Linked DNA regions of Mus musculus: regions 1, 2, 4, 5 and 6 are each linked to region 3. The links are chromatin loops, found by intact Hi-C in ENCODE. Cell type or tissue: heart. All regions are shown on one strand. Region 1 overlaps 1700017B05Rik (RIKEN cDNA 1700017B05 gene). Region 2 holds the start of Ulk3 (unc-51-like kinase 3). Region 3 has its middle 9.9 kb from the start of Csk. Region 4 holds the start of Arid3b (AT rich interactive domain 3B (BRIGHT-like)). Region 5 holds the start of Gm51707 (a long non-coding RNA gene). Region 6 overlaps Fam219b (family with sequence similarity 219, member B).

What was found. Hi-C counts contacts between places; a loop is a spot of excess contacts. Peaks named below come from ENCODE experiments on the same cell type or tissue, not always from the same donor. Only the 100,000 strongest peaks of a DNase experiment are listed, where the experiment ranks them.
Region 1: it touches region 3 in a loop (1.9-fold over the local background); 2 of 42 quality-filtered maps call a loop at or near these places.
Region 2: it touches region 3 in a loop (4-fold over the local background); 13 of 42 quality-filtered maps call a loop at or near these places.
Region 4: a loop joins it to region 3, with 2.4 times the contacts of the local background. A loop is called at or near these places in 3 of 42 quality-filtered maps.
Region 5: a loop joins it to region 3, with 9 times the contacts of the local background. A loop is called at or near these places in 8 of 42 quality-filtered maps.
Region 6: a loop joins it to region 3, with 7 times the contacts of the local background. A loop is called at or near these places in 28 of 42 quality-filtered maps.

Annotation. Positions count from the first base shown.
Region 1 is chr9:57,256,926-57,261,925 of GRCm38, forward strand. 1700017B05Rik (RIKEN cDNA 1700017B05 gene) reads right to left here. Exons shown (of 3, transcript NM_028820.2): 2 at 1-2,215. The coding sequence starts at 2,164. Among named protein-coding and RNA genes, the nearest start is that of 1700017B05Rik, 3.2 kb to the right of the region's middle. In heart, a CTCF peak has its summit at 2,973 (motif pointing right); DNase peaks (open chromatin) are centred at 2,986, 4,126 and 4,696; H3K4me3 peaks cover 1,800 bases; H3K27ac peaks cover 1,501 bases.
Region 2 is chr9:57,586,684-57,591,683 of GRCm38, forward strand. Scamp2 (secretory carrier membrane protein 2) reads left to right here. Exons shown (of 9, transcript NM_022813.3): 8 at 397-517; 9 at 739-2,115. The coding sequence ends at 873. Ulk3 (unc-51-like kinase 3) reads left to right here and starts at 2,769. Exons shown (of 16, transcript NM_027895.1): 1 at 2,769-3,003; 2 at 3,641-3,781; 3 at 3,978-4,098; 4 at 4,531-4,635. The coding sequence starts at 2,902. In heart, CTCF peaks have their summits at 2,859 and 4,247 (motif pointing right); a DNase peak (open chromatin) is centred at 2,828; H3K4me3 peaks cover 1,974 bases; H3K27ac peaks cover 1,813 bases.
Region 3 is chr9:57,653,096-57,658,095 of GRCm38, forward strand. It overlaps a transcript of Csk not described here. Among named protein-coding and RNA genes, the nearest start is that of Csk, 9.9 kb to the left of the region's middle. In heart, CTCF peaks have their summits at 2,845 (motif pointing left) and 4,953 (motif pointing right); DNase peaks (open chromatin) are centred at 2,856 and 4,056; H3K4me3 peaks cover 427 bases; H3K27ac peaks cover 487 bases; H3K27me3 peaks cover 2,055 bases.
Region 4 is chr9:57,835,064-57,840,063 of GRCm38, forward strand. Arid3b (AT rich interactive domain 3B (BRIGHT-like)) reads right to left here and starts at 1,716. Exons shown (of 9, transcript NM_001379353.1): 1 at 1,619-1,716. It also overlaps the pseudogene Gm7547. In heart, a CTCF peak has its summit at 1,915; a DNase peak (open chromatin) is centred at 1,908; H3K4me3 peaks cover 3,007 bases; H3K27ac peaks cover 3,760 bases.
Region 5 is chr9:57,483,213-57,488,212 of GRCm38, forward strand. Gm51707 (a long non-coding RNA gene) reads left to right here and starts at 2,423. Exons shown (of 4, transcript XR_003948331.1): 1 at 2,423-3,213; 2 at 3,448-3,501; 3 at 4,062-4,247; 4 at 4,378-5,000. It also overlaps the pseudogene D9Wsu149, the pseudogene Gm6166 and the pseudogene Gm18103. In heart, a CTCF peak has its summit at 2,708 (motif pointing right); a DNase peak (open chromatin) is centred at 2,819; H3K27ac peaks cover 296 bases; H3K27me3 peaks cover 224 bases.
Region 6 is chr9:57,538,406-57,543,405 of GRCm38, forward strand. Fam219b (family with sequence similarity 219, member B) reads left to right here. Exons shown (of 5, transcript NM_001166364.1): 3 at 406-483; 4 at 841-889; 5 at 2,250-4,782. The coding sequence ends at 2,414. Among named protein-coding and RNA genes, the nearest start is that of Fam219b, 3.4 kb to the left of the region's middle. In heart, a CTCF peak has its summit at 3,118 (motif pointing right); no DNase peak of the experiment used is centred here; H3K4me3 peaks cover 830 bases; H3K27ac peaks cover 304 bases.

The DNA of each region.
Region 1 (5,000 bases), 400 kb before region 3:
CCGAGGCTGGAGCAGGAGCAGGAGCTGGTGATGGAGGTGGAGCAGAGGCTGGGGCCGGGGAGGCCACTATGGCTGGTGGGCTAGGCAGGGCCAGGTTGAAGCATGCCACTGGCAAAGGCTGAGTGAGGATCTGCAGTCCCACTGGCACAGACGGGGGGTTGGGTACAGGCTGTGCAGGGGCAGGCGCAGGGACAGGAGCCGGGGTAGTGGGAGATGAGACAATAGCTGCAGGTACGGGCGCAGTACGGAGTATCTTGAATTTTCGGAACATGAAGGCCACAGAGCTATGGAAGTTGGTCCTTGGTGTGGCTTCTGCAGTTACTTCAGGGATTTCTGTGACCATCTTTTTTAGGCCAGGCAGACCTGACACTGTGTTTTCTATACCTGGCCCATCCACAGCTTCAGCGGGCTTTTCATGCACCTCAGGACTGGGGACCTTGACAGGGACACCCTCTGCCATCGTCTTTTTAACACTCAAGTCCAGAGCCACCTCCTCACGAAGAGAGCAGTGAGACCTGGAGGCTCCATCCTGAGCAGGCAGGTTCCCCTTGCAATCTTTGTCTTGGCTCTTACTGGTGGCTGGAGCCGAGTCCCGCTCAGCCCTGGGCTCTGGTGTCTGCACATCCAGGTAGTCACGGTAAGGGGCCAGACTAAAAACGTTGTCAATCACGGGCATTGGTGGGGAGCTGGGAGGCCTGGCATCCTTCTGTGGGACAGACTGCCGCTCCTTGGCACAGGGGTGCAGTGCTGGTGAGGTGCGGGGAACTGGACTGTCCCGGATAACAATAGGCACTCCAGGACGCTCGTTTGGCCTGGGCTGGAGTTGCTCTTTCCTGCAGCTGGGCAGCCACATCTTCTCTTGAGCTTCTGGAGTTGGCTTCTCTGCAGGTCTCACAGGCTCAGAGCAGGGTTGGCTGGCTGGCAAAGGCTGGCATGCTCGCTGGAAGGCACCGGGCTGTGGCACAGGCTGCACACTGTTCTGGGAATGGGAAGGCGGTGTTCCCCCAAGCCCCGGGGATGCCCCATAGAGAGAGAGGTCATCCCTGGCATAAGGAAAACCCAGAGTTTGGGGAACAAAGTCCAGTGGGCACCTTGGAGCAAGAGGGGGCTCCAGTTTGAGCCCTGGTGATGGTGCTGGGAGGGGTGCAGAGGAGTAGGAATAACTGTCTATCCCAAGAGGGGGCATGTACGGAGCCTGGGGTGCCTGTTGCCTCAGGTAAGGGCTGCCCAGCCCCCCAGCTTGGTACGCAGCCCCCTTGTGGGCTCCTAGAGGTGGCAGTGGGAGCAACGAGCCATAGCTTCCCTGCTTTTCTGGATGACAAGATGGAGGGCAAGGCAGGGCCTGTGGCGGTGGGGGCAGTGGATAGTGGGCTGCCACTGCATCCTGGCAAGGTGGCCCTAGGGGCTGTGCAAGTTGAGTCCAAGGACTGGAGGGCCCCTCAGACATTGCTTGCTTTGCATCCCCAGGATAAGGACTGGTGTACTTGGAAGCCAGGAAACCTGTGCTTTGGATAGTTCGATACTTCTCCAAGAATGCCTGGCACGGGGAAAAAGGCAGGGAAGAGTCCTTGCCAGGTCCCCCAGATGGTAGTCCTCGCAAGAACGTCCCATCCAGGGGCTGGCCCTTGCCAGGAGCTGTAGCTAGAGGACAGGGTGGGTCAGCAGAAGGCAGCAGGGGCCCTGTCACCAGGGTCCAGTCACCATCCAATGATCTCTTTGTTCCCCCATCTCCGAGGCAAGTGGAGAGTCCGTAACACAAAGGGTTGCGGTAGACAGGCTTGGGCGCGGCCAGGGGCGGGCCTGGGTACGCATGAGCCTGGGGACCGAAGGGCAGCAGCTCACTTGAGTCTTGTATCTTTTCAGAGCCTTCTGTCGGGGGACGGTAGAGCAGGCAGTTTGTCAGTAGGTTGTCACCCCGGAGTGGGGATCCTGCCACACCAGTGGGGTACAAAGATGGATATGGGGTCCAGGATGCCAACCGCTCAGATCCTGCCTTCGAAGTACCCCCTATGGGGCAGGAGAAATATGCACCTTTGTAATTGCAGGAGTCCTGGCTGCTAGCAGAAAGGGGCAGGCTGTGTCCTGGCCCTGGGTCTGGCTCCAGGCGAGGCAGCTTGCCATACATCATAGGCCCCAGAGGCCCTAGGGGCCGCTTCTCTGCCATTACTATGAAGGTGTCAAGCTCTCCTGAACCCCTGCTACTTGACTTGCTGACCTGGAAGAGAGGAGAGGCCAAGATAGTTAGAACACAGGCCACTCTGACTTGTTGTCATCCGAGACCCTGGCTCTTAGTATTACTCAGCTGAGACTCCGTGCAGAAGTGACACTTGCACAGGTTTCTGACCCTACTTTTTGTTTCTGGTTGTAGGTTTGTTGTTGTTATTGTAGCTATATAAGGCTGGCCTCAAAAACTTGCAAAAGATCCATCTGCCTCTGCTTCCGGAGTGCTGGGATTAGAGGCGTTCACCACCACCTAGTTATAGCTGTAGTTTTTAAGGTATAGAACCCAAGTGAACAAGTATGTGTGCTGTGGCCGTACATACAAGTCTACACTCCACCGTAAGAACCATGTACTAGGGTAAGTCTACACTCCACCATAAGAACCATGTACTAGGGGCCTTGGGGTTCTGGGCAATGCTGGAGTGTCAGCTGCCTTGGCTTTCCTAGGAAAGAGGAATCTATCCCAAAGTCACTAATGAAAGGGATAGGACAAGAAGTTCCTACTCCAAGATGTCACAGGTCTTAAAAAAAAAAACAAAAACAAAAACAAAAAATAAACCTGCCAAGACATGAAATCCCAGCACTGCCTACAAATTCTAGTTTCTTCTAACACTTTATTGATCTGCTTGTCTTACCCAAATCCAGAACCTCAAAGCCAGGTCCCCAGAACCAAACTAGTCTTGATTGGACAGGGCAGTCCCTCTTAAGAGGTGTCTGGGTAACCAAGTAAGGTCAGCTCGCAGCAGGGTCAAAGCTGACCACCAGATGGCGCTGAGGTGCCAACAGGAAGGTCCTTGGCTTAAGGAAGGAGTGTCATCGCCAAGCCTTGTGAACATGATAAATGTGTGTGTACACCAGGGGAGGTGGAAGGCAAGAATCCTAGCTGGCAACTACTTCCACAGTGCTTTAGTGATGGGCAGACTAAGTGCTGGGAGAAACACACACACACACACACACACACTCTCTCTCTCTCTCTCTCTCTCTCTCTCTCTCCCTGGTGCTGTTCCCATTTCCTTCTTTCCTTTCTTCTTCTCTCCCTCTTTCTTTCTTCCTTCCTTTCTTTCTCTCTCCCTTTTTCTTCCTTCCTTTCTTTCTCATGTTTCCTTAATAAATCTAGGTTCTACTTGAAAGAAAAGAATACAGCACAGAGGGAAGTCCAAAGAAGGGTAAGGACCAATGTCCAGTTATCACAGGCACTTTCGTTAAGAAACAGGCATCCCCAATGGCTTATGGGTGGCTCCCTCTGAGGTTTCTCAGTTGGGGTTATCAATGGCCCTCCTCTCCCTCCCCCAGTGAGCACTCCTACCCCCTAAAACTCCCAGTGGCTTAGAAAAGGGTAAATGGGATCAATATTCCTATAAGTAGGTCACAGGTAAAGTGTCACACACTTCTGTCACCAGCAAGCAGGGACCACCTTTCTCCTCCTTTCTGAACAGTGGTCATGACTATAGGGGCTCAGCTAGACCAGCAAGGTGACAAGAAAATGTAAAGGGTGGTAATATGGTCTAGGGAAGGCCCCATCCTGCACTGCTCCATACTTATATGGTTGGTTTTGCTTTATTTTATTTTCTCATTGGGTCTCCCTGTTTCTCCATCTGGAACCCACTATGCAGACCAAAATGGCCTTGAAAGAGATCTACCCGACTCTGCACCACAAGACTCACATGGCTCAGAAGGTACCAAGCCCACTCTATCCTTGGGGAGGTCTGGGTTAATTAAGGGCTGGCTTTGGTCTCACCTCCACCAATGCTCCTTGGGACCTGCTCTAACCACCCCTCTCAAGAGTCCGTCTCTCCAGGGCTCAGCCCAACCCGTGCCCTTTGGCCCTGGAGACTTCCTGAGAACCAGACCCCTGGGACCCTCAGGAGTCTTTGTAGGAGGAGTGAGGGCGCCAAAAAGCCAACCCAAGACTCTGAAAGGTGAGGCGGTGACGTAATGCCCGGCCAGTAGGATGGAAAGCTCCCTCGGTAGAGGCCACCCCCACTGAGAGAGTAGCCAAAAAGAAGGTGCCTTGTTTCCGGATACCAAAGTAGCCTAAGGCGCTTGGGGAAGGTAGGGCCAACAGGTGATCCTACCGTGAAGATGTCCAAGTTCTGCCAGTTCTTAGAGGAGTTCTAACCTCAGCCAGAACCCAGGGCAGGGTCAAGCGCCTACACTCCTGCTTTTCCACGAGGGAGACAGACAACTCCGTGGGTCCATTTCCACGTCACATCCTTGGGGCCTCATGAAGAGCGCGATCCCAGCCAAGTTGAGGCCCGCATCAGTATTCTCTCCGCTCTAACAGATACCAGTCTTCTAAAAACTTTGCGTGCTGAGGTTCTGAGCACTCACTCAACGTGGAGCAGCCCACACTTCTCAGTTTGAGAGAAAGGGTCTCCCCGGATGCTCCGCTCCTAATTTCCCTCTCCCGGCCCCGCCCGTGACCCTCGTGCCAGTGGCTCACAGCCAGCCGGCTTCAGTAGGGAACTGGCGCCCCACCGCCACACCAGGCTTCCGGGTGTCCCCAAGCCTCTCTCTCCGCGCCTCTGCAACGCACGTGCACCCCGGCAGGCTGACACACAGACTGCCGTGGGCCACGCATGCAAAGCTGTTCCTACACGTACATGCATGGCCCGAATCTGCACACATGCCCCCCACTGCCCAACGGTGCCCTTCCTTAGCTCACGTAAACGTGTAAAAAAGTCAGGAGATTCGCACTGGGAACCCCACGGATCGATGCCCGCAGACTGCACTGAGGTCCAGAAGGCTGGGGGGCTGGGGGGGGGGCGGCCTCAAAGTCT
Region 2 (5,000 bases), 66 kb before region 3:
CTGAGGTGACAGAGTAGAGGCAACAGGCTGGCCAGTGCTCCTCTCGCCAGAGTCCTCTGTGAAAGCCCGGTCTTCCCAGTCCCCCCCCTCAGTCAGCAGCACTGAGCTTTGGGCTGCTCCTGGCAAGGGGCTTGCTGTATCTCCTTTCCAAACCTCACTGGGCAGGAAGACATGACCCCACCTCTGAGACCTCAGGAGAGCTCATGCTGGGCCGGTGTGGGCCTGTCAGCACTCACAGCCTGTTCACTCACAGAGAAAGGTCATTGAACCACAAGGCTCCCTGTGCGGCTGGGAAATGTCCAGGTGGTGGTCAGGACACAGCCATTTGGGAGAAGTGCTCCTCTTGGGGACTTCTGAGTCTCAATCTTACCTCACCTCTGCGTTCTCCTTTTGTAGTGGTTGGCTTGCAGCCCTATCTACGATGAAAAATGGGCCCTTAGCTGTGACCATCATCATGATGGTAGTGGCTGGCTTCTTTACCCTCTGTGCTGGGCTTTCACTCTTCCTCCTGCAGCGGGTAAGTAGGACAGAGCCAACAGCGAACCCCAGTAAAATGCCCATCTCTCCTGGGCAGGCACAAATCTAAATATGCCTTGCTCCTGAAGCTCTCAGGGGCCCAGCACCTCATCCAAGGCTATGGGTAAGCAGCCAGGCAGGGTTGACCCCTCCAGTGGCTGCCACCATACCCTGATGGCTAGGTTTGCTCTGGGCTCTTCTCACCCCAGCCTCCTTCCCTAGGTACACGCCTTCTACCGCCGAACAGGAGCCAGCTTCCAGCAGGCCCAGGAAGAGTTCTCCCAGGGTATCTTCAGCAGCAGAACCTTTCGCGGGGCTGCCTCATCTGCTGCCCGAGGAGCCTTTCAGGGGAATTAGGCTTCCCGACTCTCCTTCCCTGAGCCCTGGCCTCTCTGTCAACTGTCTTCTGAGCTGCACTTTCCTCGGGTGCCTTATGCAGTGACTACACCAGCACAGACCTGGCAGGGATTTGTCTTGTCCCTGCTCCTCCCTCAGTAGTCAGCTTTCTCCTCTACAAGAGGGAAGGAGAGGAAGGGACAAGGACTTTAAAAAAAAAAAAAACACATGGGAAAAGAAAAAATAACAAAGCTGTCTTTCCTTTTCTAATGGTGGCTTGGTCTGATTTTGTCTGGAAGCAATGGGACTGTTTTCCCTGAAAACAAATGGACTCATGTGCTTGGGATCATGGGCCAACCTGGGCTCACTGTACTGGGGATTTTCCACAGGCACCCTGTACTTCACTCCCTCCCTCTACAGGCTCCATGTGTATTGGGTCTCCACAACCTTGCCTTTCATGCTTGGGCTTCCTAAGTCCCCCAGTGGCTCTACTCTAGGTGAGCTGTGTTCTGGGTGGGAGCACAGAAGTCTCCCAAGTCCTCTTCCGGTGAGCTCCTGGTGTTCTTCACAACCGAGTCATGACCCTGTGCCTGCTACGACTCATGTGTGATAGCACCTTGTGCCCTCTGGGGGCCCTCCCTAGCCTCTCTTCAGACTTCTGAATGTACAGTAAGTGGGGTTGGTTGAGACTTGGGGGATGAGGAGGGGACGAAGACAAGTAAGTCAAGTCCTGCCCAGCCTCTACCAGTCTTGTGAGAGGGTAGATGTCTGCTTGTTTTGGCTTCTCTCCTCCCAAGGGACTCTGCCCCTCTGCCTTAGCTTGGCCCCTGCCTATCTTCAGCAATACTCACCTCTTAAAACGCTTAGGGTCTTTTGGAAGAAATCAGTCCTGAACTATGTCCTGCAGGCAGGACTGCCGAGCCTTCTTTCTGAGGGTTCTTCCCACAATGGAGTCTAGGTCCCTTTCTACTTGTCCTGGGGGCTCCACGGGTGTGTCACTGCAGTGGCACCTAAGAAGCCGCTGTGGAAACCTGGACCCTGTGTTTTGTCAGTACTGCGAGAGCTCACCAAGCTGGCCAGTCTCCTGCCCCTGGGAACTGGGGCCCTCCTGAGACTACCCTCATGCTGTCAGCCCTAGAGCCACCAAGTGGTAATGTCAGCCACCGGGGTTTTGTAAACTTCCTGGTATTATTTTCCTCCATGTACAGATGTATATGTCATGTCTCAATTTTTGTGCTTAAATAAAAAGATTTTCGGACAGCACTGGCCCTGATGTCAATGGTGGACTTGGGAGGGCTATAGCCTACTGAAGTACAGACTAAGGGCCTACTAAGATAGGTGAGGTGACAGTTAAGGTTGTTGGTGGCTGAGCTGTGCTGGACGACAGACCACTCAACTCTAGGGAAAGAGTTGAAAGGCAGAATCGAGGACCCTGGCAATGGCAACTTGGTCTCTTCCAAAGGCATTTAAATTGTTTTTCGCCAAGCATAGTGGCACATACCGTTAGTCCCAGCACTCCGAGGCCAGACTGCTCTACAAAGTAAGTTCCAGGAGAGCCAGGGCTACTCAGAGAAACCTTGTCTTCCAAAACCAAATAAACGAATGAATAAGGGCCAGAGCACGTGTGATGATCAGAGAAGAACTTGCTGGAGTCCGTTCTCCCTCGTCACCCTGTGGGGCCCTGGGATTTTCATATCCACTGCTTCTGGTCTTGAAGGGCAGGGAGTGAGCCAGGCTCTTCCTCCCGCCCCCTACGTAGGTGGTCTCTAGGATGCCATTCCCATGTGATCGTGTCCGCAGTCCTCGACACAACTCTACACCCACTAAAGCCTCAGTGTCTGAAACCTGCCTGGCAATCCTTGGCAGAGGGTGTCACCCAGCCCGCTGCCGGCGGGGAGGAGCCTCGGAGGGGAGGTGTCGAGCCGCGCTTCCGGCGGGCAGCGCCGGGGCCCTGCGGAGTCCCGCCTCGCCGCCCCTCGAGCGCCCCCAGCTTCTCTGCTGGCCGGAACCTGCACCCCGAACCAGGAAGCACCTGGCGGCGGGCGCGGGATGGCTGGGCCCAGCTGGGGTCTCCCTCGGCTGGACGGTTTCATCCTTACCGAGCGCCTGGGCAGTGGCACGTACGCCACGGTGTACAAGGCCTACGCCAAGGTGGGTGTGGGCGGGTCGTGCCGGAGGTGTCCCGGCGCCGGGCACCCGACTCCCGTGCCAGCCAACTCCCTGCAAGCCCGGCTGGGTCACGGGCCAAGCTGAGCAGGAAAGGCGACCGCCTTGAGAGCAGTAAGGCCACAGTGGCTGCCCAAGCTGGTAGAGGAGGCTGGAGCTAACCGCCCCTTTTAGGTTTTAAAAACAGCCACGCCAGTTTGGTCTGGAGGTGCGGGCGATGACCTAAGGGAATCTCTGTGTCAGTGGCTGAAGAACCGGCTCTGCACGGAAGTTGCCTTAGGGGCTGGGAGGAGTCTGGGGTCAGACTCCCAGGAGGCAGCACCAGTTAGAATGCAGAGTGGATAGCTCTTTAAATAGTGACATCCCCCGCCCCCTAACCCTCCCCGCCCCCCCTCTAGAAAGTGATGCGGTGGGTTAGAAGCACGGCGTTGGAGAACACTTGCTGGGGTGGGATTCCCGAATCCGGATGCCTCGTTGATTTGAGACGTGGAAGCTGGGAAACTTGGAGGTCCATGGAGAGTGGACAGACTCCAAACAGGGGAAAGTTTGCAGACTCAGAGCCCACTCCAGCCCATGGGGTCGGCCCCTTCAAAACAGACACCCCAAATTTTCTGTACCACAGAAGGATACTCGGGAAGTGGTAGCCATAAAATGCGTGGCCAAGAAGAGTCTCAACAAGGCGTCAGTGGAAAACCTCCTGACTGAGATTGAGATCCTCAAGGGCATTCGGCACCCCCATATCGTGCAGCTGAAAGACTTCCAGGTCTGAGCCCAGGAAGGGGTGCCTCCAAAGGCGGCTGGAGAAGGGACAGCGCCTAAAGCTGTCTCTCTCTCTCTCTCTCTCTCTCTCTCTCTCTCTCTCTCGCTCCCTTTTTTTGGGGGGGGTTCAAGACAGGGTTTCTCTGTATAGCCCTGGCTGTCCTGGAACTCACGCTCTCTCTCTTTACTTGCAACCACAGTGGGACAATGACAATATCTACCTCATCATGGAGTTCTGTGCAGGGGGTGACCTGTCTCGCTTCATTCATACCCGCAGGATCCTGCCTGAGAAGGTGGCCCGTGTTTTCATGCAGCAGTTGGGTAAAAAGCTTGTGACACACCCCGTGGCTTCTTCTCCCCTATCCCAATGCTTTGCAGTCTGCCATGTTGTGTCCCTAGCATCTGTAGGGAATTCAGGCTTCCACATGGAGAACATGATGTAAGAACCTTGTGGCATCTTCCAGGGCCCAGTAGGTGGAACCCAAGTGCTTTAGTGAGGGAGAATGCAACGTCCTTAAGGGCTGGGGCTTTTCTGGAGGCTCCTTGAAGGGAGGGTGGTTTTATGAAGGGTACAGAGAACAGGCACTTGGGAACTCTTAGAAGTAGCCAGAGTCTGTTGCTTCTATATATTCTGTAGCTCAGCCAGAACAGCGCTGCAGTAATAGAGCTGTACGGGGATAGGTGGAGGCCTGGGGAGGGGAGAGGCAGGTGGGAAAGAGGCTCTGACTTATTTTCTGGTGGCTGACTCCTCAGCTAGTGCCCTGCAGTTCCTGCATGAACGAAACATCTCTCACTTGGATCTGAAACCGCAGAACATCCTGCTGAGCTCTTTGGAGAAGCCCCACCTGAAACTGGCAGGTCTGCGTCTGGAACAGCAGGGTGGCAGTTCATTTAGAGTGGGTGAACAGTGAGCTCCTGGCTGTGCTGCTTCCTCAGCGGCCTGGTTCCCAGGGGTCGCTCTGTTAAGTCATTAGTGACAGATCAGGAGGTGTAGAGCTGAGCCCGGCGCCAAAAGGTAGCACCCATTCCCAGGCTGCCCACACTTTCTGTCCTGCAGGGTGGTGGGTGGAGCTAGGGATCAAGTCTGAATTAGAGTTGGGGTTCAGTCTGGAACTAGTGCCAATGTGTGACCAGCATCCAGGATCAGTCTGTGAGCTCTGTTCTTAGGGTTAGGGCTCAGTCTGGACGGCTGAGGAGAACACTTAACAGTGGACAGGTGTTTG
Region 3 (5,000 bases):
GCTGGCCTCTGCAGGGTGGGGTCAGGGCTTTTGTTGTTGAGCCCACAGTGCCACAATGGCTGAGGAGCTGAGAAAGCCTCATTTGTCCAGCCTCCAAGCCCCCCAGCAGTTAGTACTCTCCACAGCACTGAGCAGAGCTAGGGCTCCCCCCCCCCTCACTCCCAATGATGTTGGTACTCACCCCTCCGTACTATCTTGAGGCTTCTGGGTGTCCTTTTTTTTTTTCTATGATGGACTCACCCCACCCAGAAATCCCCAGGCTCTGCCTGTTGATGAGAAGAAGCCTCTTAGCTGCTTGTTGAGCTAGCTTGCTCAGGGCGGGAAGGTGAGCAGAGAGGTCCTGAGGAACTCCACTGAGGGAAGGGCTTGGCTATCTGACTGGGTGGGCAGGGTGCGTGAGGGTGGAGCTTGCTTCCAGCCCAGTTTTTGCAAATCCTATGCAAATCCTTCTTCTCAGAAGGTGTACCTGCTAGACCCCACATGACAACACCTGTCCCCTGTCTGGCCAACGGTGGGGTGGAGCTGTAAAGGGCCCGTAAACCCCACAAGCGTAGGACTGTGGATATTTCCTGGGAGTGGGACTTGAGGCCTGGAGGGACCTTCACAGGCTCCAGCAGGCCTGGAAGGAAAAGCCTTTTGCCTTCGATCCTTAAGCCGCTTAGTGATTCCTCCGAGTGGCAGGGAACCAGCGAGGACAGGGACTGGTTCTTTTCCTTCTGACTCCATCGGCAGGTGGCACAAAGCCTCAAGTAGCACACACCTGAAAATTAGTGAGCAAACTCGCCTTGAGCTCTCTGGCTGTCATGCCCGCCATAGGTCTTAGGACCCCGGATCCAAGGAGGAGTTCCACGCCTGCCTGCCTTCTGTCCGACTTCCTGGAGCCCAGCCATAACTACCCTCTTGCCCTCCAGGAGCTTCCTCCCGGCATGGGGATAACTTGGCGGGAGTTGTTGGGGCTGGCGGTCCCCACTCAATTCTCTCTTTAGTCAAGGTCAGTTGTGGTTGGAGACCTGCCTCTCAAGCCCCCAGAAACTGTCCGCCCTGACCCCTAAGGCCATGTTTGCCTCCCCAAGCCTGTTGTCTGGCAGCCCTGAGTGCTGTGCTCGCAGAAGCTAGTAGTTTGTCACCTCTTACTCCGTAGCACCATTCTTCCATGGGGCCAGTTAGCAATGAGAGGCACCGTCAAAGAGAAGGCAAACTTGCTGATCAGGTGCAAGGACTGTTCTGTCCCCATCCTCCTGCACCCCCCCCCGGGGGGCCTTGGGGATGGGGGCTTCACTTGTGCCAGAGTGAAAGATTGAAGGGGAAACGGATGTCCCATGTCCCGTGACTGAAACACAGCCTGGAGCAGCTGGTCGGTTCCCTGTGCTGTTCGCTTCCAGACAGCTAGAGTGGGGATGCGAAAAGGAAGGGAAGCCGTGCCCCAGGACTTGGAGATTGTTCTCCCCAGCAGAAGGAGGAGACCAGGGCCCGCATCCTGTTCACACCACACGGGAGGCCTCTTCTTCCTAGCCGCCTGTCTCCTTTCCAGTGTGGCTCTGGCTGCTGCTGTTTCTTTTAGGAGCAGTGCATTTATTTAATTCTTGCTGATGTTGGAAGAGGTCGCTTTCTGTTGGTTGTGACTTAGATCCTGATCGCTAGCTACCCCAGGGCAGCCCGCTCCACGGACTGGGGCTATAGAAGATGAGGTGAGGTCTCGTCTCAGTGGCAGGTGCTACATTCTCTCTTTCTCTTTTTGTTCTTGGTACCCGGGATGGAGCCCAGGCTCCTCACACAGAACAAGCAAGTGCTCTATCCACCATTTAGCTACATCACGGGACATTTTTGAAAATTTAATTTATTGCTTGTGTGTGTACAGGCCTTTTCCCTGCGTGTCTGTCTGTCTGTCCACCACCTGCATGCCTAGTGCCCTTGGAGGCCAAAAGAGGGAACTTTTGGGTGGTTATGAGCTGCCAAGTGGGTACTTGGAATTGAACCCAGGTTCTGGAAGAGATAATGGTATCTTTAAAGCAACTAGTATCCTTAACCACTGAGCCATCTCTCAACCAGTATCCTTATCCACTGAGCCATCTCTCAAGCCCCTGTATTTTCAATGTGAAAGTATCTCACTAAGCATCCCAGGGTGGCTTTGGAGTCATTCTGTAGCCCAGGCAAGCCTTGAGCTCTTGGCTCTGCTTCAGACCCCAAGTAACTGGGTGTCATTAGGCTTTCCTTACATTTGTTGTTGTGCTGAGATGAGGGCTCTCTAGCCCTGCCTGTCCTGGAACTCTCTACTTAGATTAGGTTGCTTTTGAATTCATGGAGATCTACCGGCCTCTACTTCCCAAATGCTGGAATCAAAGGCATGTGCCACCTCATTCATCTCCTTCATAAATTATTATTAAAAAAATATATATATACATGCCTGTAGTCCAGCACTAAGGAGACAGAAGTAGGAAGAACAGGATTCAAAGTTATTATCAGCTACATATAGTAAGTAGGAGGCCAGCCTGGGCTACATAAGCCTGTCACAACAAGTGAACAAAACTAAAAGCAAGGCAAGTGATTATTATACCAGCACAATTAATGATAATATTATTAATGTTTTGACTCTGACTCTGATTCTGTAGCCCCAGACATCAGAGTTTGCTCTGGCTAGCAAATTTGTGGCAATCCTCCTGCCTCACCCTCTCAACTGATGGGATTACACTTCAAGGGGAGACGATAGAATTACGCCATTGTTACGCTGCCCTCACATTTCTCCTGATTTCTCTTAGAATTATGTTTGTCTCTGATAATGAGACAGCCACTAGTCTCATCAGATCCGAGAGGCAACAGCGCCCTCTGGTGTCCAAAGCTCAGACCCACAAAGGGAAGAACAAGAGAAGAGGCCCCAGGAAGGGCAAAGTCACATGACCCTGCCCCAAGGTGCCAGACCAAGCGCTGGGATAGTCTGTCAGACAGTGCTTGCCGTTCTGGGAAGCTAGGCAGTTAGGAGCCTGCAGAGACGCCGTCGCAGGTTAGACTAACATCAGGGCCTGTACTGGCCAGAGCCAGCCTGGACCGAGAAGAAGATAAAGTCCTTTCCATAAAGTTCTGAAGCACTAATCATCCTTCCACGGGATGGAGGGAACAAGCCTTTCCAGAAACCACGGCCAAGGACTCTGGGTGGCTTTAGAAGGGCATTTTGGAAGGGCGTTTCCATCTACAGGGGGTCCCCCTTCCTGAAGGGACACAGCCAGGTCAGCACATGGGTGTGCTGGGTGGCAGGACATCTTGGGTTCCTTTCCTTGGGCTGCTTCTGATCCTAAGGCAACTGCCATACTGGCTCCTGGCACCAGCACTGTTGGCAATCCCAGGATTTTTCTGAGTGAGGACAGGTGAGAAGGGCACTTTGTTGAGCACTTACTGCGTGCTAGATGGTTTTTGTTGTTGTTTTGGTTTTGATTTTTCCAGACAGGGTTTCTCTGTATAGCCCTGGCTGGCCTGGAACTCACTCTGCAGACCAGGCTGGCCTCGAACTCAGAAATTCGCCTGCCTCTGCCTCCCAAGAGCTGGGACTAAAGGCGTGCGCCACCACTGCCGGGGCGCTGCATGGTTTTTAAATTATCATTTGATCACGATCCTTCGTATAAAACGGGAGCATCTAGATTGTCTTTGGATGGTGAGGCTGATTGACAGAACTGTGCAAACCTGCGCTTTCTCCTGCCCCACAACAGGCCTCGGATGGTAGCTGTGGAAACCAGAGCCCCCACTAGCTGTTTTGGTTGGCAGAGAGGAGCCATGAGTAGGAGGAGATGGTTGCCTCCTGCCTGCCCACCCCACTCCCATTTATCATATGGTAGCCACTCGTGCTCCTAGCCTGTTGGAAATTGGGTAGGAGGTTCTGACTCCTGTCGTCTCAGGCCCTCAGATGAGAAACAGAGAAGGGTCCGGAAGGTGGGCAGGAAAGAGGCTTTAGAGTCCTCTCTGAGCTTGCTTTGGAAAATGTGGTTTGACCCGAGCCCTTTGAGAGGCAGCTCAGGGCACTGGTGCCAGACTGGGGCGTCGTACGCTGTCCGGCAGTTCTCTGCCAGCAGCAAGAGCTGCCAGCAAACCCAGGATCAGCTGTGGGTGTGAGAAACAAGCCAAGCAAATGCAAACACCAGGGCTGGAGATGAGTGACTGAGAGGGGTTTGTTGAGGACTCCACTTCAACTTCTAGCACTTGCAGCAGGGGACTCACAGGTGTCTGCAGCGCCAATTCCCGGGCCTCCCACACTTCTGGCCTCTATGGTGGGCACTGCACTTGGGTGGATATACCTGTGGATATGCTCACATACATGTAATTAAAAAGAGGGCAAATCTTGAAGAAAATGTAAAAAACGACCTCTTTCCTCAAGGGAAATATGAAAGAATTTATTTCAGCCTAGGAACGGAGACTTAGGCTCCCCCCAAACTCCATGGTCCATTGTGGCAGTAAGTTTTGTGAAGTTTTAAATATAGAACTAAGAAAGTCATAACACTTTTCACATCATGGGTGAGTTCATAAAGGTAGGCGGTTACAGCAAATTGGGGACATCTCGGCTATCAGCCTCAGATGCTGTCTGATGGCATTCTTAGTTTTCGGATTGGTGGAAGGTAGGGCACTGCTCACCATTCCAAAAGGACTTACCTAATAGTTATGTTAGGCCACACAAGGAGGTGGGCAGTAAATGACTATTCAAATGAAAGGCTCGAGAAAACAGAGATAAAGTGTACTTACACCCCGGGCCTACCACTCTCCAACCTTTTATTTCAAACCCTTACATCCTACTCAACCTGCTGTTGCAGGTGCAGCCTCTTTCCAAGGACTTGTTCACAGTGCCAACTCTGAAAACGACCGGAAGTGTCACTGCAACGTAAGCCCTTCCACTCTGCACCTCAGCCTACCTTCTTGGTGAGCTAAAGTAGAGCTTTTAAGGATGCAGTGGGCACAAACACCCAGAGGGACCAGCAGAGGGCAGGCACCCCCACAGGGAATTTGGCTGGCGTTCAAGTAGA
Region 4 (5,000 bases), 180 kb after region 3:
GTTTCTTTTTTTTTTTTTTATAAACCACAAATAAATCTCCTCACATCCTCTTTCTTTCTGACTCACTTCTACTATATTTATTCTATGAGTCCAGTGAAGAAAAGGCTTCCAGTCCCAAAGTACCCTGGGGGCAGGGTTATCTGCATTCTTGCCAATCTGTCTCCAAACACAAATCCCTTTCACACCCTTCCACCTCTAACCTTCCCAGGTTCCCCCTTCAACACACCTCACTTAAGTTATAGTTTCCCACAAGTCTTCCTCAGAGCAAATTTTAGGGTGAAGAGGACTGGCAACAGGGTGTGCATTTCTGTTTGCCACATGAAAGGGGAAGCGGCACTGTGCAGGTTGGGACTTGATATTTGCATTGTCCCAGTGTTTTAGGATTGAGTTGGAAGATAAGAAAATGTAACCTTTTACCATCTTCAAAAATTCATGGGAGAACTAATCTCTAACAAGAAAAAAAAATGGCTTTGATTTATATAAATTTTTACACGTTTAAAGAGTATAATTTTTAAAGCTGGGGAGGCGGGGAGTTCAAAAACCAACCAGAGCCATGCTAGACAAATCTCATTTTGTTTCTTAGAAGCACTTGGTTGTAGCTTTCATAGGCGGATAAAAGATTCCAATTCCAATTGGCCCCTTACTGCCTGTCCCTCCTCCTGGCAGTTTGGAAAGTATAAGTTATGCCTGCAGCAATACTTTCTTTCTGCTTTAGTTCTTATTCTGTAGGGAAGCCTGAAAGTTGGCAAAATTGTTCCTTTAAAATAAAAACCCCGTTGGGGACAAAACAAAACGCACACAAAAGAAGAGCAAGCAATTCACTGGTCATTTAGAAATATTCGTATAATCTTTAAAGTCAAACAACACAACTGGAATATTTCAACCAACTCCTGCCAGTCATAGTACAACTGCTTCTTTTCTGGTTGGCACCATCTTCTCGGTAGGCTTTCCTCAGCAAGGGAGAGGGGTGTCCGATAGCGTCTTTATTAAGACAGAGATGACTCCGTTTTACAACTCAATTGGCACATCCTCCCGAAGAGTCCATCTCATCCCAATCCCTAAGCAGCCAAGGATTCAAACAATACTACTAACATCTAGAGAATTTACGTCTCCGAAATCTAACTTCATCTCTCCATCCCTCGCTCGGGTTTTTTAAACTTCCCGGACCTCCAAACCGAGAGCAACGGACTGCTTGCCGCTTGAGCCCGGCCTTGGTGACCATTTCCCTTACCTTCGTTTCCAGCTCTGTCCCCGACCCTCTTCGACCCCTCTTTCCATTCTTTACCTCCCACCCAATGGAGCCCTATCACTTTTACTTCCACCAAGCCCCCTTTGCCAATCTCCCGGCTCTTCTCTAATTACTCCATCTAAGCTCGCTCTGCGGTTGCCAAAAGGGGGGGGGGGTCCCTTACCTTTCCCATCTCTTTATCTCAAACCACTCCTTTGGACACCGGGAGGACGGGGCTCCTCCCGATGCTCTCACTTTTTCTCAGCGGACCCCGGCTTCACTAGCCCGCGTCTCCCCTACACACCTGCCTCGGCTCCCATTTCGGTCCCCTCCACCTGCCACAGCCCCTCTCCCGCCGCGGCAGAAAGAACCACGACCCGCGCCGCTCACCTATGTGCAGCGTTCCGGGCTCGCGGGTAGGGAGGAGGCAGCCGCTCAGACCCCAGCGTAGCAGCTGAGCCTGCTACTCCTCCGCAGCTGGGGGCCACAGCCGGGGCGGGGCCCGCACCGGAAGCTGTGCTGCGGGGCCCGGCCGTCAGCCCGGGGCGGGGGAGGGGCAGGTAGGGGCGGGGCCCCACGGTGGGGGGCGGGGCCCGAGGCCGGAAGCAGCTAAAAAGGGAACGAGGTGGGGGTGGGTGGGTAGTGCGAGACGGAAGTGACTCCTAGAGACCGCCCTCTGGTTGAAGCCGTGGGCGGAAGCCATTTAAGGCGGGCGGAGGCTTCGGCCAATGGGAGAGCACGGACTCAGAGGAGTTCCGGTGTGAGTGCTTTCGCGGGGAGTTGAAAAGAGTAGGACTGACTACAGCACACGGGTTTCTGGCTGCCGTGGTTGTGAATTGTTTGTAATAAGTGAAAGAAAGGAATAAAGAGTGCTAACTTTCAGCTAGTCTTAATGAAGCATTCCAGCCTTTTATTAGTTTTTTTCTAAATTTCACTTTTTGGATTGAAATTTTCCTGTTCTGGAACACCACCTCTATCCATCCCCAACCTCACCTCGTCACAGGGGTTAATGTTTTCTTTCTTCAGGTTCCAAAGGTAGAAGCTGAATCCTGGCACCGCTTATACAATAAAACAACAAAACCTTGTCTTCTGGGACTCCTAACTCTGGGGAACTTCTGTGAATTTATGCATGCACCTCCTTGTTTTACCTTTCTCCCAACTGACCATCATCCTTGATCCAGAGTCTATGGCTCGCTTAGTTTTGGGTCTTAAAACAATCCCAGCCAAAACCTAGAACTTATTGCCACTGGCTTTTCTTGTCCCTTCCCTTCTTCCTTCCCTTCCCCTCTTTTCTTTCTTGTTAGAAGGTAGCTCACCTATTTAGCAAAAGTAGTTGACCATCAAGCTCCAGGAATCCTGTCTTTACTTCTGAAATGCTAGGATTGCAGGTGTGCACCACACCTGGCTTTTTACTGAGGCGTTGGATATCCAAATTTAGACCCTTATTCTTTGGCGCCACGCTCTTAACTCACTAATCCATCTCAGTTCCTGATGAAAACTTTTATGGTTTGTTGTTGTTGTTGTTTGTTTTGTTTTGTTGCAGTCCTGGTCCCTTATTTCTTTTTTGTCCACTAGGCCATGAATTCATATGGAATGGGCTCCAGCAGTTTCCGTTAGTCCTCACAAAGTGTGCTTCTCTGGTTGACGCAGGCTGGCGCTTCAGCTGCACCCGGGTGCCCTTCTCCTTGGCTTCCTTCTTCTGATCGTTCTCCTTCACCCGCTTCAGGAAGCTGTCCCTGCTCTTCGAGTGCTTGATGTGCTCAATCCGCACATTGATCCTCTTGGCCAGAATTTTGCCCTTAACTTGCTTATTTACAATGATGCCCACAGCATGCTGGGTGACATTGTAGACTCTTCCGGGTTTGCCATGGTAGCACTTATGGGGCATTCTTTTTTGAACAGTGCCCATTCCCTTAATGTCTACAATATCACCCTTCTTGTAGATTCGCATGTACGTGGCCAAAGGAACAACGCCATGTTTCCTAAAAGGCCTAGAGAACATTTATACTGGGTGCCTCTCCTCTTTCCCTTTGTGTTCGTCATTTTGGCCAATTACTGGAAGATGGCTGCAGCAGCCGACTTTTATATGGTTTTATTTTATTTATTTATTTATTTATTTATTTTTGATTTTTCAAGACAGGGTTTCTCTGTATAGCCCTGGCTGTCCTGGAACTCACTTTGTAAACCAGGCTGGCCTCGAACTCAGAAATCTGCCTGCCTCTGCCTCCCAAGTGCTGGGATTAAAGGCGCGCGCCATCATCGCCCGGCTTATATGGTTTTAATTACCTTTTTTTAGTTTGTGTGAGGGCACTGTTTCCTCCCTCCTTGCTCTAGAGATGTAACATAACTCTTCCTCAACTTTATCAGAAACTCCAATCTGCTGAAAGCCGCTGCCTTATCTCTTGCATATTAACCTCCTCTCCTTCTTTCTCATCCAGGATTTAATGGCACATCATTCCAACCCCAGTCTTTCAATCCCACCCTAACGTTCCCCTGAAGAGACTTACATAATTTTCATTCTTGTATCTTGTCATAGAAAATTATCTGGTTGAACAGATTGAGATCAAATTGTCCATTTAAAATGAATTCTAAGCAGTGGCTTCAACGTTTATTCTACTCACTATCTCTATGAATCTCTGACTCTGTATTCACACACCACTTCCCCTGCTCATCTTACCATATAAGTACAGAAAATGTAAAATACCGTGAAATCTAGAAATCTACTCTGATGTGTTCCCATTCTGTCTTTCCGTTTTATAAATTAGGCAATCAAAAATACCAACTTCCCTGGTCAGGTCCTCAGTTGAGTATTTGTTGATCAGTAGACAAAACTCATTTCCTGCCTTCAGTGATCTTTACTGGTTCTGGAGAGAGAAAGCAAAATACATAGTGTCAGATAAGTGCTATGCAGAACAGAGCAGGCTAAAGATTAAACAATGGTGTCAGGCAACTTCTATTTTTAGATGCTGGAGAAGAACTCATTGATAAGGAGCTCTTAAACCGAAATGGGGCTGACATGATAGGGGTGAGCCACATCTAGTGGATATTTAAAGAAAGAATGTTTGAGAAGAGGAGACAGCATATTTGAATGCTCTGAGGTAAGAACACATTTGACAGGTTAATAGGAAGGGAGAGACTAAGAATAACAAGGAAACATAAACTCTTAGCAAACAAACGTTTATGGCTGAATGAGAGGTAAATAGTAGAGAGAGTTCATAAGGAAGTAGCCAGGGACTCAACCATGCAGACTACTGTAGACTATAAAAACAATTTTGCCAGTCTCTGCTAACACCAATGGAAAGTTTTGAGCCAGAAGGTCACTTGATCTTATTTCAGTCTCTAAAAGAACAATTATCGCTGTGGCACAGAGAGTAGAGTATAAGGCTAGAGAGAGAAAAATAAAAGCAATAATCCTGAAGGAAGATGGTGGGGTCTTGAAGTCAAAGATGTCATTGGAGGTGGTGAGAAGTGGTCAGGTCTATTTTGAAGGTGAAGCTGCCAGGATTTGCTGGTATTCTGGTTGCCTAGGTCAGGGGAGAGTCAGGAAAGATAGCAGATTTGGAGCCCATCTAACTAACTGGTAGAATTGTACCATGCTACCATGCACCTGGGGGACGTTATCAGATCTATGATTAGCAAAAAAAAAAAAAAAAAAAGGAATGCCGAATTGAGATATATATATATATATATATATATATATATATCAACTTGGAATTAGACTATTACAATATAATAAAGACATTTTGTTGAGTGAAACAAGTCAGTCACAAAA
Region 5 (5,000 bases), 170 kb before region 3:
CATGCGGAGGTTGTGAAGAAGGTGAATGAGCTGATCGCCACAGGCCAGTATGGCTGGCTCTTTGCTGTCGTGCACTTTGCCAGCCACCAATGGAAGGTGACCGCAGAGGACCTGATTCTAATTGAAAATGAGTTGGATATCAAGTGTGAAGAGAGGATTCGGCTGGGGAAGGTCCTGCTGGTTGGGGCAGACAACTTCACACTCCTGGGCAAGCCACTCCTCCGAAAGGAGCTTTAACGAGTTGAAGCCACAGTCATTGAAAAGACAGAATCATGGCCCAAAATCAACATGAAATTTAGGAAAAGGAAAAACTTCAGGAAGAAAAAAATCATTGTGAACCCCCAGACTATCCTCCGCCATTGAGATTGCACCTCGTTTGCTGTGACCGCAGAGCCGATGTCTAAGAAGTTCTGAAATGTCTAATAAATTCACATCTGTACTCAGGAAGCTGGGGCAGGAGGATCACAAGTTCCAGGCTAGGTTAGGCTACATAGCAAGACCTTGTCTGACAATGAAAACAAATAAAGTATTTTCTAGGGGGAAAAAAAAAAACATAATAAAAAAGGTACTTCTGCCCCTTCGGCTCTCCATAGTGGTCACCAAGAACAATCACCTGACGAAAGGGGGCAAGAAGGGAGCTAAAAAGAACACGATTGATCCGTTGTCTAAGAGAGGCTGGTATGATGTGAAAGTTCCAGCAGAGCGCCCTCGCCACCGCATCTCTGCTGCTTTTGTGCTCTCCCTCCCGCCATGGCCAGCCTTAAGGATCTCGAAGGGAAGTGGCGCCTGATGGAAAGCCACGGCTTTGAGGAGTACATGAAAGAGCTAGGAGTAGGACTGGCTCTTAGGAAGATGGCTGCCATGGCCAAGCCAGACTGTATCATTACGTGTGATGGCAACAACATCACGGTCAAAACCGAGAGCACAGTGAAGACGACCGTGTTCTCTTGTAACCTGGGAGAGAAGTTTGATGAAACGACAGCTGATGGCAGAAAAACTGAGACGGTCTGTGTACCTTCCAAGACGGTGCCCTGGTCCAGCACCAGCAATGGGACGGGAAGGAGAGCACGATAACAAGAAAACTGAAGGATGCGAAGATGATCGTGGAGTGTGTCATGAACAATGCCACCTGCACTCGGGTCTACGAGAAGGTGCAATGAGGGCTTCCTCGTCATCCTGGACAGGAGTTAGCTGCCAGAGTGAATATGCTCAATTCAGTGAGCGGTCAAATGCAACAAACAGCTTCACTTCTTTGGTTTTATTTTTCATGACTGTTGAGTTCTCTTTATCACAAACACTTTACATGGACCTTCATGTCAAACTTGGTTTACCCAGGATCATTCCTTTGGTTAGTAAATAAACGTGTTAGTGCTAATTTAAAAAAAAAAAAAAAAAAAAAAAAAAAAAGAAAGTTCCAGCAATGTTCAATATTAGAGACATCGGGAAAACACTAGTCACACGGACTCAAGGAACCAAAATGGCATCTGATGGCTTCAAGGGCCGTGTGTTTGAAGTGAACCTTGCCGATCTACAGAATGATGAAGTTACATTCTGAAAGTTCAAGCTAATTACTGAGGACGTTCAGGGCAAAAACTGAGAAGTTCTCTGACATGGATCTCACCCGGGACAAAATGTGTTCCATGGTCCAAAAGTGTCAGACCACGACTGAAGCTCATGATGCTGTCAGGAGGACCGATGGGTATTTGCTCCGACTTTTCTGGGTTGGCTTCACTAACAAACACCAACAACCAGATACGCAAGACATCCTATGTGCAGCACCAGCAAGTCTGCCAGATCTGGAAGAAGATGGAAATCGTGACCGGAGAAGTGCCGACTAATGACTTGAAGGAAGTACTTAATAAACCGATTCCAGACAGCATTGGGAAAGACATAGAAAAGGCTTGCCAGTCCATTTATCTTCTCCATGACGTCTTAGAAAAGTAAAAATGCTGAAGAAACCCAGGTTTGAATTGGGCAAGCTCATGGAGCTACATGGTGAAGGCGGCAGTTCCAGGAAAACAACTGGAGACGAGACAGGTGCTGACGTTCAACGAGCTGATGGATATGACCCACCAGACCAAGAATCTGTTTAAAATCCAGACCGTTAATAGCGACAAAAAGTCCTATTTGTGAATAATAATAATAAATGATAATAATAAAGAATCATATATTATTGAACAATAGAATTAAACAATCAACAGACACAAAATGAAGATAGATCACAAAATCAAGTTGGGCAAAAGAAGACAAATCAGAAAAATAATAAAAGGGCTGAGGGATGAAGCTTGGTGGCATGGGACTTGTCCAGCACGGGCACCGTCCAGTGCTCTGTGTCTAGCACTGAAGAAAGAAGGAGGGGAACTCGGAATAAACAGACCTGGATGCAATGGCAGACACCTATAATCCCAGCTGCAGGATGCAATGGCAGACACCAATAATCTCAGCTGCAGGAAGATTGCACATCTAAGGCCAACCTGGCCTATGTATGAGACCATGTCTCAAAATGAAAACAGAGAAAGAAAAGGAGGCTGGGAATGTGACTTAGTTAGCCTAGCACTTGCCTTACCCAGTAAGACTTCTTTCATTTAATAAAAGAGAGAGAGAGTGATCTATGAACAGCAGGAATATAGAAAACAAGAACAAGCTTACCTCCTACTTTATTCAACATCCACCTTGTTCCCCCTACTAGCAGTTCCCATAGTCGACCACTAGGGGGCATGCAAGCTAAGCAATCGCTACTTGCAGAGCTAATTCTCCACCATCAAGTTGCTTCGACTTCGCCTTTAATCAGAAGTGCACTAGGCAGCTCGCAGGCTTACACACAACCAACCCTAATCACCATCGTGTTCTGCAGCCCAGCCAGTAACTCTGGTCATGGAATTCAGAGCCCAGACTGCTGCTCATAACCCAGTTAGAACAGGAATCCTGCAGCTAGCAGAGTCTCTCCGAGCCTATTCCTACCAACCTCACAGAAAGGTAGAATGCCCTCTAAACACCATAGTCTAACGTTTGTAAGCTCTGACCTTGGCCACCAGCCTGACCCCTAGATGTCAAAACCACAAGATACATTCTGTTCCCACCTGCCTGACCACTGACCACTTTCAGCCGCACTCTATGCCCCGTTCTCAGCCTGATGTCCTCTTCCAACCTGCCCATGATGCTCTACCAGGTCCTCGGAGTCCTTAGCAGACCTACACCCACTCCCTCTGCCCAGTAAGTCTGACTTTCATCTTTAAAAATATGTTTACATTTATTTATTTATTTATTTATTTATTTGAGGGGTGAGCGTGCCACAGGACACATGAAGAGGTCAGGGGACAACTTGCGGGTGACCGTTCTCTCCTTCCACCGTGGGTTCCGGGGATCACACTCAGGTCAGCAGGCTTGCCAGTGGCCACCCTTGCCCATGGAGCCACCTTGCCAGCCCACCTCTCACTTTTCTTTTAGGACTGGTGTGTAGATACCATCATAAGCAGGTGTTACTTCCTCTGGACCCTCCAGGTAGGAGCCAAGAGAGTACTCTATGACCACTGCCCTTGGGGACAGCATGGCTTGTGTGAGTGTGTGTGTGTGTTTGTTGTTGTGTTATTGTGATTGTTTTAGTGTCCTTTCCTGCTGATTGTTTGGTTTTGTTTGGTTGTGGGTTTTTTGTTTGTTGGTTGGTTGGTTGTGTCAATTTGACACAAGCTGGAGCCCTCTTGGAAGAGGAAACCTCAAGCAAGAAAACACCTCCTTAAGATTTGCCTGTAGGCAAGTTTATGGGCTATTTTCTAATTGATAATTGATGTGGAAGGGCCCAGCCCCCTATGAGCAGCCCTGTCCCTGGGCAGGTTGTCCTGGGTGTCTAAGAAAGCAAACTGAGCAGGGAGCACAAGCCAGTAAGCAATTACTCCTGCATGGCCTCTGACTCTGGACCCTGTCTCCAAGTTTCTTTCCTGACTTCCTTGACTACAAAGTGTGATCTAAAATAACCCTTTCCTCCCCAAATTACTTTCCGTCATGGTGTTTATCACAGCAGCAGAAAGCAAACTAAGACGCTTCTGTATTTCGATTTTGCTTAGGACTCATGCATGCGTGCTTCTGCTCAGGCCGGCTGATCCTCTCTCATCCTTCAACACATTATTAGTCTTGCTTTCTCTGCACACCTCCCTGGATTAGCTGGCTGCCTCTGTTTGGTCTTAATGCCTCCTCCCTTCTTAATCACAAGGCCAGTCTCAGACAAAGGAGATTGTGGCCCTGACACATTGGTAAGTGTCAGAAAGTGGATCTGTAAAGGAACATGTCGTGTACATGAATATGTGTGTTTAATGTTAAATTTTCCTGACACAGTGGGACTGCATCATGGGCAGCCACTGACTGATCTTTTCCCTCTTGCAGGTCCTCAATGGCACAGTTCCCTGAAAAAGAAATGGAGGCTAAAGGAAGAAGCTTTATCCCCCGAGTTAGCATCGGCAGTGCTCCTTGTTCTGACTGTGGTTGTTAAGGACCAGTTCAGATCCAGCACCTGATTACAGTGGCGATCACCAGTCCCTGATTCGAAGGCGGGACAGGCCAGCTTGTTGTTGGACAGGACCAACCTCCTTGCTCACCTCTATCTCTGACTTACTGCTCAGTACCATGTTTGCATTAGAATCCTGTGTATGTCTTGGTCTTTTCTTCTTTGTTTATATCTGTAGGTATGTCTTGCTGAACACGATCTTGGAGGGAGGAGTGTGTGCATGGGAGATACCGCAGCCCAAGCTTGAACAAGGGGAAGACCTGGCAACAGTCTTCTCCTCAGTCAGGCCTCTTACAGGTCCCACCAGGTTTCACATTGCCCAACGTCCACAGTGCAAACCCTTGCAACACTGTGAAACTATTTCCCAAGCACACAGATTCTTTCAGCATCTCCCCTTCACACTTGATCGCCTTCTCCGAGAGTGAACAGTACTGTACCTGCTCGCTGGACATGGGTATTTTGTACTGTTCTCTCTTGAGGTCATAGACAAACGTGCCCTTTA
Region 6 (5,000 bases), 110 kb before region 3:
GGAGTGAAGATGGAGAGCCCGTGCAGTATTTTTGGAGTTTTTTTTGTTTGTTTTTTAAAGGCAGAATGGTACCCTCTTAGAGCTGAATAAGACCTCACACAGCTGTTTATAGCTGAAACTCAAATGTGACTTGCCTGGGATCCCCAGGCTAAGGTGGAAAGATGCAGCTTTTTACCTGGTTCCTGAAATGGGGAGGTGGGCCTTTCCTAGGAGCTTTCAGTGCAGTAGAGTGGGCCAGAAAAGAATCCGAGAAGCCGGAGCCAACTGCATAGAACAGCAGTTCGTGGTGACTGTGACCGGGTAGAAGGAAAGTCTGGAATAGTCCACTCAGTTCTTTCTGCATAGGGATCAGGGCTCTGGCCTTCCCTGTGAAATGCCTCTGCTTTCTTCCCCGCCCCATCTCAGGTCAGTGAAGTTTAACAAGGGCTACACTGCTCTTAGCCAGAGTCCAGATGAAAACCTGGTGTCCCTCGACTCTGACAGGTGAGTGCTTTCCTTGGAAATAGTCAGCAGTGACTTGAATAGATCAGCAGAGTGCTTGATGCCCTTGCCTGCTGCCTTTCTCCCCCGAGGCCCTTCATGTACACTCCAGGGCTGCTCTCTTTTGACTGCTGTCCCTTCCAGGGATAGCATGGCTGGAAGTGTTCCTGTCCTATTGGGCTTGCACTTTTAGCGAGAATCACCTGCGGGAGCCATTGGTGCTCACTGGGACTCTGGGCTTGAGTTCTCTGGTGTGCAGTCTTTGCTTCACAAGTCCTTCAGACCCCCTTGCATGCCCTCGCCATTTGCAGCTGTGCCACAGAGATGTCCCCTGAACTGATTGTCTTCCTCTTCTCCTAGTGATGGGGAGCTGGAATCCAGATATTCCTCCGGGTATTCCTCTGCAGAGGCAAGTCCAGAGCGCCTATCTGTGCAGGGTCAGGCTGCAGGCAGGTCACCACCCACCACTGCCAAAATGTTTGTGCTGCCTGCTGTGTGCACAGCACGGTGCTAGATTCCACTTTGCTCCCTAGTCTTCCACTATTCCCTCTTCCCTAAGCAAAGAGAGACAGGCATCTTAGGATGGCTGTTGAAATTCAGGAGACTATATATCCTCAGAGCTAGAAGTGATGTCAAGTCCATAATCTTGGAATCCTCTTTCTAAGTTCCGGCTAAGTGTCTATAAACTGTGCTGGAATGCTTCTTGTGATTGGTCACTCACTACATCTAAGAAACATTGCTTGCTGCCCTCTTTGGGTAGTTTCCAGGTCTTCTGTTTCTTGCAGCCTGGACCCACTGGTCATAGGTTTGCCTTCCAGTGTTGAAAGGTAATTCAAGGCTTCCCTTTTTTTCTCTGAGTCAGCATTCAACCCTCCCCCACCCATCTTCCACTGAGCTTGCTTTCTTCAGTTCCATCTCTGGCAATAGTATGAGCACACCTCCTAGGCTGGTCTTTAGGACATCTTTCTAGAGTGATTGTCCCAGCGAGAACCAAAGGGACAGAAAATTCTCAGCCAGGCATGGTACCATGTGCCAGTACAAGTACAAATGAGCTGCAGTTAGGGACATGGCCGCACTGGGTAGCTCGTCTTTATTCTCCTAGGAATCATTGGTTAATCTCAGTTTTGCAAAGGAGAAAACAGCTTGCACATTGTACCCTCCTTATATGTCTAAGACATTAAGATTGTCAAAAACTAAGGAAATTCTGTCAAGAATCACAAGTCTAAAAATGTCCTAGCATCATTGATGTCCTGCCTACCAGCACCCTGGTGAAAGCAGGCTGGCTTTGCAGGAACCTAGCCCTGCCAGCACAGAAGGAACTAGCAGCAATGCTGTCCCCCTACCACTTTCTACTGTTCCACATATACCTCTAATACTCAAGCCTAGTTTTCTGTTGCCAACCTTCCTCTCTACATAGCCCTGGCTGTCCTGGAACTCGCTCTGTAGATCAGGCTGGCCTTGAACTCAGAACTGCCTGCCTGTCTCCCAAGTGCTGGGATCAAAGGCATGTACCACCACAGAGGACAGCCCCATATTCTTCAATCTTGATATGGATATCTGGGTGACAGATTTTTAAAGAGAAGCCTGGCTGGTTCTCAGTGAGCCTCTGGGGAGTTCCTCACTGCTGGAAAGACACTGCACAGAAAGGGCCGTCCTTCTGTAATGCAGGATGTGCAGAGGCCTGGGGCTAGGTAGAGCAGGGACCTGCCTTTAGGCAGCAGCTCTGTATGCCTCGCATCCTGTTTTACACTTCTGTCCTCTTCCTTTAGCAGGTGAACCAGGATGTGAGCCGGCAGCTGCTGCAGGATGGATATCACCTGGATGAGATTCCAGATGATGAGGACCTGGACCTCATTCCTCCTAAGCCTATTGCTTCTTCCGCGTGTTCTTGCTGCTGGTGCTGCCTTGGGGATTCTTCCTGTACCCTCCAGTAGCCATAGCCCTCCAGGATGGGCCGATGGCCCCAATGGCCCTTCACAGTGATACTCAGTGCACTGGGTATCACCGCCAGCCTAGAACCACTGGAGGCATTGACCTCTGGGGAGGCCAGTGGCCTACAGGAGCCCTCACCTGGTGCTTCTCATGTCAGAGGCCCCCGTCTGGGTCATAGGTGATAGGTGGAAGTCGGCAGGTTCCCACTGGGGCAGTTTCAGGAAGCCACTTTAATAAGGGAGGAGAAACTTCCTGAGGTTCTTATGCTGATTGCTAAGAAAACCATTTACAGACATTCTGACTCCTCCTGAGGAGGGAGAAGAAAGAACGAACTCCTTCACTCAGGCTGTGCTGGGGGTATGGTGAGAGGCAGAGAGCAGCACTTTATGGCTTGCAGGAGGAATCTCAAAGAATACAGCTGGGAAGCGCCAAGTGGGTTGTTCCTTAGGTTACAGCAAGGAATCTAACTTAATGATGGAGTGGGCCTGTGGCTTTCAGAACCTCTGAACTTGGACCATTCTGCTGGCCCTGCTGTCTGGATGGGCTTAGTAACTCTGTTGGCCCTTCCCCTGTTACAAGAGAACTGCTCTGTTGTATATGTTTATTTATCTGTAGTTCCTTGGCATTGGAGAGTTTCTCCGACTTTTTTTTTTTTTTTTGAGGTAAAAATTGGATTGGCAGGAATCTGCAGTTTTTGTTATTACCAGCAGAGGGAGCTGCTGGGAAGTTAGTGCCTTCCTATGTTTAGCTGTGTAAGCTTTTGAGAAGTATTGATGGATGAGAGGTGTCCTGGTGTAGCTGTGTGACTCTGGCCTACATGGAAATGTTTAGACAGGATGGGAAGGGGAGACTTAAGCCAGCTCCTGGACCCCACTTGAGTTGATGAATCTGCAGTGCAAGGAGGCCTTCCCTCTAACAAGGCACATTTCTCTCCCCAGCACAGGGCTCACAGGCTGGTAGAGCACTTGCCTAGCCTGTGCAAGGCTAGGGCTGATGCACAAAACAAAACAAAAAAAAAAGCCTCTGGGAGAACACAGCTAAGCCCCAAGCCTGAGACTCAGTACTAAGCCTCTTCCTGGAATCTAGTTTTCCCAGTCCCCCTCTGCCCGGGTCCTCCTCTTTGGGGTTTTTTTTTTTTTTTTGGTTTTTCGAGACAGGGTTTCTCTGTGTAGCCCCCTGGCTGTCCTGGAACTTACTCTGTAGACCAGGCTGACCTTGAACTCAGAAATCCACCTGCCCCTGCCTCCCAAGTGCTGGGATTAAAGGCGTGCGCCACCACTGCCTGGCCTCTTTGCTTTATCTTACCCAGGTGTGTGGTGAGGCTTGGGGTAGATACGGTTCCCAGCATAAGGGGCGGCAATAGTCAGAGTTAGGGGTTGGGCACCACATGTGACTGTCCGTCCAGTGATTACTGGAGGCTTAGGAGAAATGATATGCCTGCTATGTCCTTTCATAGGTAGTAGCAAAAAAGGTAAGATCAAAAGATAAGGCTTTCCCTATTACTTGGCCACAAATCTGTTCTCATGATTGTTGCCAGTGCCTAGCAGGGGGTTTTGTTGTTGCTCTCAGGCTGTGGAAGGCTGAAAAGAGTATACTATGTCTAGGGGCTTTTTACTCGACTGCTTGGCAGCATCACAAGAAGGAAGATGGGACAGAAGCCAGAGGCACATCTACTTGGTTCTTGGGTTGGGTCATAGATGCTGCCTGGGCTCTACAGTGGGAGTCTGCAACTCTGTGCAAGGATCTCATTCTGAGCACTTTATGTATGGCCTGCAGGGAAGGAACACAGACCATATCCAGGCTTCTAGGGCTCTGCAGAGGTGGAGTCCTCATGTGCAGAGGGAACAGAGATAGTACAGAGTAGAGAAAGACTTGGTGGTAGGGCTCAGTGAGGCCACAAGGGCTTGTGGAACTTAAGTGTGGAGTTCTATTTCTGTTTGGTTAAAACAGAGTAGCCTGGACATTTGGCAGCTCCTGGGGGTGGGCAGTGCCCAAGAAACCACACTCTCTGGGGTAGTTGTACTTGGCTAGAACTGTCCCTGGAAGGAAAGTTGTCGAGCTAGGTGGCCTCGTGTGGAAAAGCATTACTTGTGGAAAAAGCTCAGTAGTGTCCAGCTAGGAGGGATAGAAATGGGCAGCTGTTAGGGGACAGACAAAAATAACACCAATAAAGGCACAGAGGTGCTCACACCCTAACTGCCTTAATTCCAAGGGCTGGGTGTTCTGCGGGAGGCTGTCCCTGGGAAGGAGGGCGTCTGAGCCTCCTCAGGAGTGCCTGTGCCTCCCCCACGTTTGTTTACACTGCCCCTCAGTCCTCTTTCTTGCCTTGCACTTTCATAGTCTGTTATAATAAATGCAGTCCTGGTAGTGAGCTGTACTGTGCTGCAGTGGGTGGCTTGGTTTGGTTTGGTTGGTTTGATACAGTTTTTCTGTGTAACCTTAGCTATCCTGGAACTCACTCAAACTTAGACCAGGCTGACCTCAAATTTAAGAGATCCACCTACCTCTGCCTCCCAAGTGCTGGGATTAAAAGCCAGCTTTGGTTTTTTAATCTTATGTGGGGGGGGGGGGTACACTTAAGTGTGTGT